2 separate regions of the Homo sapiens genome follow, and region 1 is linked to region 2. Evidence: chromatin contacts called from ENCODE Hi-C or POLR2A ChIA-PET data. All regions are on one chromosome and are shown on one strand. The core of a region is the stretch at or near the end of the contact, and the rest is flanking DNA. Distances in the headings are between cores, read along the strand shown. Region 1 overlaps TET3 (tet methylcytosine dioxygenase 3). Region 2 holds the start of TET3 (tet methylcytosine dioxygenase 3).

What was found. A loop is a pair of places that touch in the nucleus more often than their neighbours do. ChIA-PET counts read pairs that join two places held with the same protein, here RNA polymerase II (POLR2A). Pooled maps may share reads with other maps.
Region 1: a loop to region 2 is called in a map of naive thymus-derived CD4-positive, alpha-beta T cell, with 2.3 times the contacts of the local background. The contact joins the enhancer-like site here to the promoter of TET3 in region 2. A Hi-C loop is called at or near these places in 3 of 168 maps with a recorded cell type or tissue (CD4-positive, alpha-beta T cell, PC-9 and naive thymus-derived CD4-positive, alpha-beta T cell) and 2 of 50 pooled maps. POLR2A ChIA-PET finds 5 or more read pairs at or near these places in 10 of 52 experiments (B cell, BJ, CD4-positive, alpha-beta T cell and 7 more).

Annotation. Positions count from the first base shown.
Region 1 is chr2:74,051,625-74,055,118 of GRCh38, reverse strand. The region is part of intron 4 of TET3 (tet methylcytosine dioxygenase 3); the gene reads right to left. Among named protein-coding and RNA genes, the nearest start is that of TET3, 68 kb to the right of the region's middle. RefSeq lists enhancers at 2,414-2,913, 2,914-3,415. Within about 2 kb of position 1,603, at least 4 of the 41 ENCODE cell types and tissues checked have a DNase peak (open chromatin) inside an H3K27ac peak, as active enhancers do; they include B cell and CD4-positive, alpha-beta T cell, where a contact is called at or near this core.
Region 2 is chr2:73,983,203-73,986,776 of GRCh38, reverse strand. TET3 (tet methylcytosine dioxygenase 3) reads right to left here and starts at 1,867. Exons shown (of 12, transcript NM_001287491.2): 1 at 1,620-1,867; 2 at 71-797. The coding sequence starts at 373. RefSeq lists enhancers at 445-674, 2,568-3,491 and silencers at 1,155-1,324, 1,748-1,946, 1,705-2,394.

The DNA of each region.
Region 1 (3,494 bases), core at 354-2,853, 69 kb before region 2:
AGATCAGCCTGGGCAACATGGCAAGACCCCATCTCCTCTACAAAAAATTTAAAAAATTAGCCAGGCATAGTGGTGCATGCCTGTAGTCCTGGCTACTTGGGAGGCTGAGGCAGGACGATCGCTCAAGCCTAGGAGGTCAAGGCTGCAGTGAGCTGTGAGTCTGCCACTGCTATCCAGCCTGAGTGACACAGTGAGACCCCATCTCAAAAACAACAACAACAACAACAACAAAAAACATGCAGTCCTTGTGCTTAAGGAATCTGGGCTTTAACTGCAAAGACTGGTGCACATAGAACAAATAATGTAAGACAAGAAAGAATCCAGCATTAAATCCTAACCCTTCTTTTCTGATGCTGTTAGCCCTCCCGACCTTGAAACTATCCATTGGTTCTTTAACATACCCTCTCCTCAATTTCTTCCCACATCTTTTCCACACTTTCTTCAAAGCCTCCTGTTTGAGCTCCTCTCCCCTAAATGGTGGTAACTTCCATTCTGGGGCTTCTTTTTGATCTACACAGTCAGCCTGGTGAAAAGATCAGGACTGAACATTTTCAGTTACCATCAGTCTGCCAAAGAACTACCAGTTCACAGATCTGACCAGATGGACACTGCCAGGTCCCACAGACATTCAAAAGCCAGGTACCCAGACTTGCTGCCCTCCCAGTATTTCTAACCTTGGTGAAAGGCAGCACCATCAACCCAGTCGCCCAGCCTGAAACCTCAGGAGTCACCTGTGACCACTCCTCCTCCCTTACTCCTACATCCAACCAGTCACTGGAGCAGTTAATTCTTTTCTTATTCTTTCTCTTATCTGCCCCCTCCCCTCCTCCTTTCTACTCAAGGTCACTCTAGTTCAGAGGCCCATTATTTCTTGCCTGAACTACATCTGAGCCTACAAACTGGTTTCTCTGGCTTTGGTATCATCCCCTCTTCCCCTGAAACTCTCCTCTCCAGCCACTCCCAATCTTTCATCCTCCACACCCGTCACACCCGCATGACCTGTATTTCCCCATGTTCTCTCATCTTCCGCATCTTCATGTGTCTTTCCACATGTCTTTCATCTGCATAAACTTCAGGTCCCTTCTCCCTGTTCCTCTATTAAACTTCTATTTATCCTTTAAAACTCAGTAAGACATCCTCTCCTGCAGGAAGTTTTCTCTGATACCCTCCTACTCACCGTCAGATTCCCCATCCTTTATATGGTGTCCAAATAGTCATTGTTTCAAAAAAACATTTAAAAGATAGGAAGTTTCTCTTCATCTCAATGCAGTGGGGTGGGGGGTTTGTGTGATACATTCTCATAGAAATAAAAACTGTAGAAAACAGACTTTACACGACTGTAAACAAATAACTTTGTGTCCTCCATTCAGGACTATGTCCCATTTGAAATTCCCTGATGGACATGCCATCAGCCACATTCGCTGGACAATGCCACTCCCTCACCCAGACTTTCACCATGCTCCAGGCAAAGGAGATATTTTCCCTGTGGCTTCTTCAGGGAAGAACAATCAACTGATTAAAAATACAACATATTTCTATGAAGGCAACCACTAGCATCTACACCTCCTAACCTCTTGCTTTTGCTGTGGTTTAGTCTCTGCAGCTTCCTGTTGGCTGCTCCCCAGAGACATCAGGACAACGCTTACAAACTAACACAGATACCTTCCTCATCTCTAAGATGGTGACTAGATGAGCACAAAGGATGCTTTTCCCACTAAAAAGTCATTTGCATTCATTCTCCGTCCTAAACTGGCTCCTCTTGGGAATTTCCCTGTTACTGAAAATAGACAAAATACACAAAGGCGAAGGGAACAACAGTCTCTATAGCTCCTTGTCCTGTTTCTGACAATGGTGTTATAGGATGGTTGGGGGGGGACTCTCCAATGAGTATTTTTAAATATCCACATCCACAAGTCACTTGCAATAATTCAACATAGAAATTCAACTTGTGATAAATATTCTCAAAGCTGCAAACATCATATTATCTTTTAGAGAATGGCATTTCCTTTCATAGCTTATAAGTTTACTTCTTTGAAGCTTTAAGGGGTGCCTTTAATTCTAGAACTTCAAGATTCAGATAAAAAAATCCATATGAGTCCCATTCAGACCTTCAGAAACCCATCATTTTTACATAAAGGGGTTGGGGACTTTGGTTACATGGTGATGCTCATATTGGCTAAATTGCTTATTTGGCAAAATTACCAAATAACTTGAATAATAGAGGGTTTTTTTGTTTTGTTTTGTTTTTTGAGACAGAGTCTTGCTCTTTCGCCCAGGCTGGAGTGCAGTGGCGTGATCTCAGCTCACTGCAACCTCGGCCTCCCAGGTTCAAGTGATTCTTCTGCTTCAGCCTCCAGAGTAACTGGAATTACAGGCACCCGCCACCATGCCCAGCTAATTTTTGTATTTTTAGTAGAGATAGGGTTTCACCATACTGGCCAGGGTGGTCTCGAATTCCTGACCTCATGATCTGCCCGCCTCTGCCTCCCAAAGTGCTGGGATTACAGGCATGAGCCACAGCGCCCGGGCCCCTCCCCCACCATTTTTTTTTTTTTTTTTTTTGGCTATAGGAACTTGTATGCTTTTATAAAGTTGTTCCCATATTCTGTTATCAGCTCTTAGATGGCTTCATGGAGTCTCCATATTTCACCCCCACTTCTATGGAAAATTCTTCCTTATATTAACCTATAACTCTCTACCTACCACTGGTGAGGGGATGAATTTCTGGAGTATGGGATTTTCCCATTGTCATCCCAGAGTGAGCACCTTGATTTCTAAGCCTTGTTCTGAGCCTGAATTCACAAAGACAAATTCTACCATACCAACTGAAGAAGCACCTGTTCAGGCGTGGTGGCTTATACCTGTAATCCTAGCACTTTGGGAGGCTGAGGCAGGTGGACTGCCTGAGCTCAGGAGTTTGAGACCAGCCTGGGCAACACGGTGAAACCCCGTCTCTACTAAAATACAAGAAGTTAGCCAGGCATGGTGGTGGGTGCCTGTAATCCCAGCTACTCGGGAGGTCGAGGCATGAGAACTGCTTGAACCCAGGAGGCAGAGGTTGCAGTGAGCCAAGATCACGCCACTGCACTCCAGCATGGGCAACAGAGCGAGAAGCATGTGGCCAGACAATTCTGGAAAACAGAATGGGTTTTCCTAACATGAACCTCAGGCCCTCCAGAAGCTGTTTCAGAGCAAATCTCTTCGTTGGTTCTCTTCATTCTACTACCATTGTTTTAGTGAGGACTTGTTTCCCAACTGACCAATTTCAATCACAATATGACATGGTGGTTAAGAGTCCAACTGCCTAGGTTCAAATCTCACTTTCACTAGTTTGTATGACCTTGGTAAATTACTTAATCTGTTTCCTCATGGCTAAAATGGAGCCACTGACAGTATTTACCTCATAGAGCTGCTATGAGGATTAAGTGAGGTGGTGACTATTAAGTACTTGGCAGGGTGCCTAGACCAGAGCAGGTGCTTCATAAACACTTTTA
Region 2 (3,574 bases), core at 618-3,117:
TTGAACAAGACCCCCGTGATCACCGTGCCCTCGAGGAAGGAACAGGGTAGCCCAGCAAGGGCCGGCTTACCTCCTTGAGAAGCCCTACTTTTTTCTTCAGCACCTCACATTTTCGCAGTTTGCAGATCTGGTGCGTGCGGCGGTTGGTACAGCTAGTGCAAGCGCCACAGTTTTCCAGCCGCCGGCAGGGCTCACAAGTACCACACCGTTTCCGTTTCTTTCGACCATCTCCACCCCCTCGGAGTTGGGACTCACTCCCAGCCATGGAGAGCCCAGACCCCGGGAAGCTCCCTACCATCACCTGGCGCTGAGGGAAGTCATAAAGGCCTGGCAGGTCCGGCTGGACGGCCAGGGGCACCTGAAACTGGCTCATGATGCTGCCAGAGGTGGGGTCATAGGTGCTGGGGCAGAACCACAGTCGTTTCCTGCCACCTCCAAAGGCCACCAACAGGTCCTTCTCGCCTAGAACAGTCAAGAGTCTACAAGGGTGAAGGCAAGTGGCTTCAGTCTCGTGGATGGATGCCTCTTCTCAACCCCTCTTCACCTCCTCTGCAGCAGTCTGATCGGACTCCGTAGGGGGCCACTCTCCCACCTGCTGGGGCCCAGGATCTGGGGGAGGACACCAGCAGCAGCCCTCAGAAAAGGGATCATCTTGGCCCGGTGGGTTCTTCACCCTCACCCACCCTGGACCCAGGCATGAGTTGAGCAGGTAGGGGTGTGGTGGGGGCAGAGCTGAGTGAGCAGTTTCTCCTGGTATTTTTCCTCCAGGGTCTGGACGCTGGAGAAGGCAGTGCTGCCTGAAAAAGACAGAAAGGGGAAGCGCATCACTCGGGGCTCAGGGACAACTTTCACGTGTCACTTCTTCCTGTTTCTGGGAAGAGAAAATGGGGGAAGAGATGGGGCTTGCTCAATTGAGGTCCTGCCCAGAACCTCAGGCAGGACGCACCCAGCACCCGCTCCCTGTCTGAGGGAGGCGGCCTCGGGCCTGAGGGCTGCTGGGGGCCCTGGATTCAAGGGGGTGATCAAGGTGAGATTTCTAAGAAAGTTGCCCTCTTCCCCACCCCCACGGGCTGGTGAGAGTTTCACCAAAATTCCCCCACACGCCCTGGCTGGAGGCCGCCGGGCCCTCCCTAGGGAGCTGAGCTTTCAAAATAAAGTTTGCTGAGAGCCTCGCTCGGCGGGACTGCCCCGGCGCCCCCGGCACGGAAGCCGCCTGGAGGTGGGGGCGCGCCCTGGGCAGCCCGCGCCCGCCGCGCCCGCCGCCGGAGCGCAGCCCGCCAGCCCGACTGGGGAGGGCGGCCCGCGCCGCCGAGGGGCGCGGGGAGGGGGGCGCGCTCGAGCCGCGGGCCGGGCCGCGCGCGCGCCGCCGCTCGGGCTCCTTTGTTCTGGGGCCTCCGCCACTCCGCTCCGGCGGCTTCGCAGCCCCCGCCCCCGCCCCGCCACCCCCGCCCGGCTCAGCCGCACAGCGCCCCGCAGCACCCCAGTCCGGCCCCCCGCACCGGAGGAGCGGCCCCCCGCCGGATCCGGGCCGTCCCCTCCCCCTCCCCCGGGCCGGGCCCCCCGCGCCTCCCGCCGCCCCTCCCCCACTCCGGAGCCGGAAAGGCACCGACTGCACCGACCTGCCCGCCGCCTCCGGGGCGGAGCGCACAAAGGGGCAAAGTTTCCCGGCCCGCGCCGCCGCCGCCACCACCGTCGCGGCCGCCGCCGCCGCCGCCTGGGGCTCCCGCCTCCCGGAGCGCCCGGCCCGACCGAGCTCAGCGCGCGGAGCCCCCCGCCCGGGCCGAGGAGGGGACGGCGCAGGAGGAAGGAAGAGGCAGCGGCGGCCGCGGCGGCAGCAGCAGCAGCAATGAAGGCGTCCGCGGGACTCCCCGCCCCCCGCGCACCGCGGCACGTGCTCGCCCGGGGACTCCCCCGCCCGGGAGGGCGCACACGTGCGGCCCCGCCGAGCCCCGCCGGCCCGGCCGGGCCCCGGGCCGGGCGAGAGGGGGGTGGTTCCCGCGGAGGGGAGGGGTCGGGTGGGCGGCCTGCGAGCGGCTTGGGGCAGGCTCCGGCCCGGCCGCCGCTTCTCTGCACCTGCAGTGGCTCCCACCCACGCGGTCGGCCCTCCCGGGAGGCGGCCGCCCCCTTCGGGTTGGCCACCCTCGCCCTCCGGCGGGGCTGCAGCCGGGGCCGGCGAGGCGGGGTGGGGCACGCGGACCTTCCAGCCTAGGCCCTCGGCCGAGCCTCGCTCGGTGTCCCCACTTCCTGCCACTCCCTGCGGGCCAGATCTGTCCGGGACAGCCCCGGCGCCCCCGGGAGGCCTGAGCGCCGGGCCCGACTGACCCCCCTGTCCCAGCTGCCGCTGGCTCATTCCGAGGCAGGACAATGGGGGACATCGCGCGTTTGCGTACCGAGTCAGCCTGGCCGGCAAGAAGGGGTTGCTCGGGGGCAGAGGCTAAGGGCACCCTCGCAGGGGTCACGGCCGAATGCCCTGTCCAGGTGGACCCCACGGCCCTGCCATCACCAGCCTCCCCCGCGCCGCGCTCGATTCTTTCGCGTCGAAAACAAAGACTAATCCGATACCCCCGCCCTGCCTCCCAGAGGAGGGGGAACGGGCGCGTCGCGGAGGGTAACTGAGGAGGACAGCGTTCAGGAGGGCCTCGGACAGCCTCGAGGGGGCCGTGGGGCGACTAAGCCCTAAAACCCGGCGCAGACACTTTGAAGAGTCACCCTGGGCTACGTTCCAGGCAGGGGGTAAGGGGCAGGGCTCAGGAATATTTCCAAGTTGCCAAACTGCCCGTTCTCTCTGCTGCTTTTTTCCCTCACCTGTTGTGCAGGCCAAGTTGAAATTCCAGGTTAGATTAATTCAGCCCCACCCATCTGGCCTGACTGCCAGGCTGGTGCCTGCAACTGCCTTCCACCTACCTCGGTTGCAGGGGAGCAGGGTGGGTCTCTGACATACACGCGCACACACACACTCGGGCGAGTCCTGGCAGAAACAGCCACAGGACGGACTGGCCTGACCAGTTTGGGCGGTGCTCACGGAGCCAGGTACCTGGCAGGCGTCGCCGCCCGGCTGCAGCTAACAGCTTAGCCAGAACTGGAAAAAGAGCATTCGGCCGGCTATTTAGAAAGAAAGAAAAAAAAGTAACTGATCTGAAGTAGCGCTGTCCAGAAAGCCCTAGGCGGTAAAGCAGCCCGGGTTCTATCTGGAACTTCCCTCTGATTTTGACAGCCTGCTCCAGGGTCCAGGTTGTCAGCGAGGGAGTGGGTGGGGGTGAACATGGCTGCAATATCCACTTCCTACCATGGCCTTTGGGAGGACTGAAGAGTTTCTGTTCAGGGTAGTAAGACTAGAACCGAGACGAAAAACCAAGAGAGTGCAATTTTCAAACAGGGGAACAGGTTGCAGACTCGTAATTGTTTTTAATGTAATATATTTTTAATAAGCAACTTTATTAATAAAAAATGTGTATAAAGAAGACGTGGAGACTACAGATACTAGAGGGGAAAAATCACCAAATTACAACCATATTTAACCATTTGCTATATTTCCTTGTAGCCTTTCCTATTTGTGGATTTACTCACACTGATT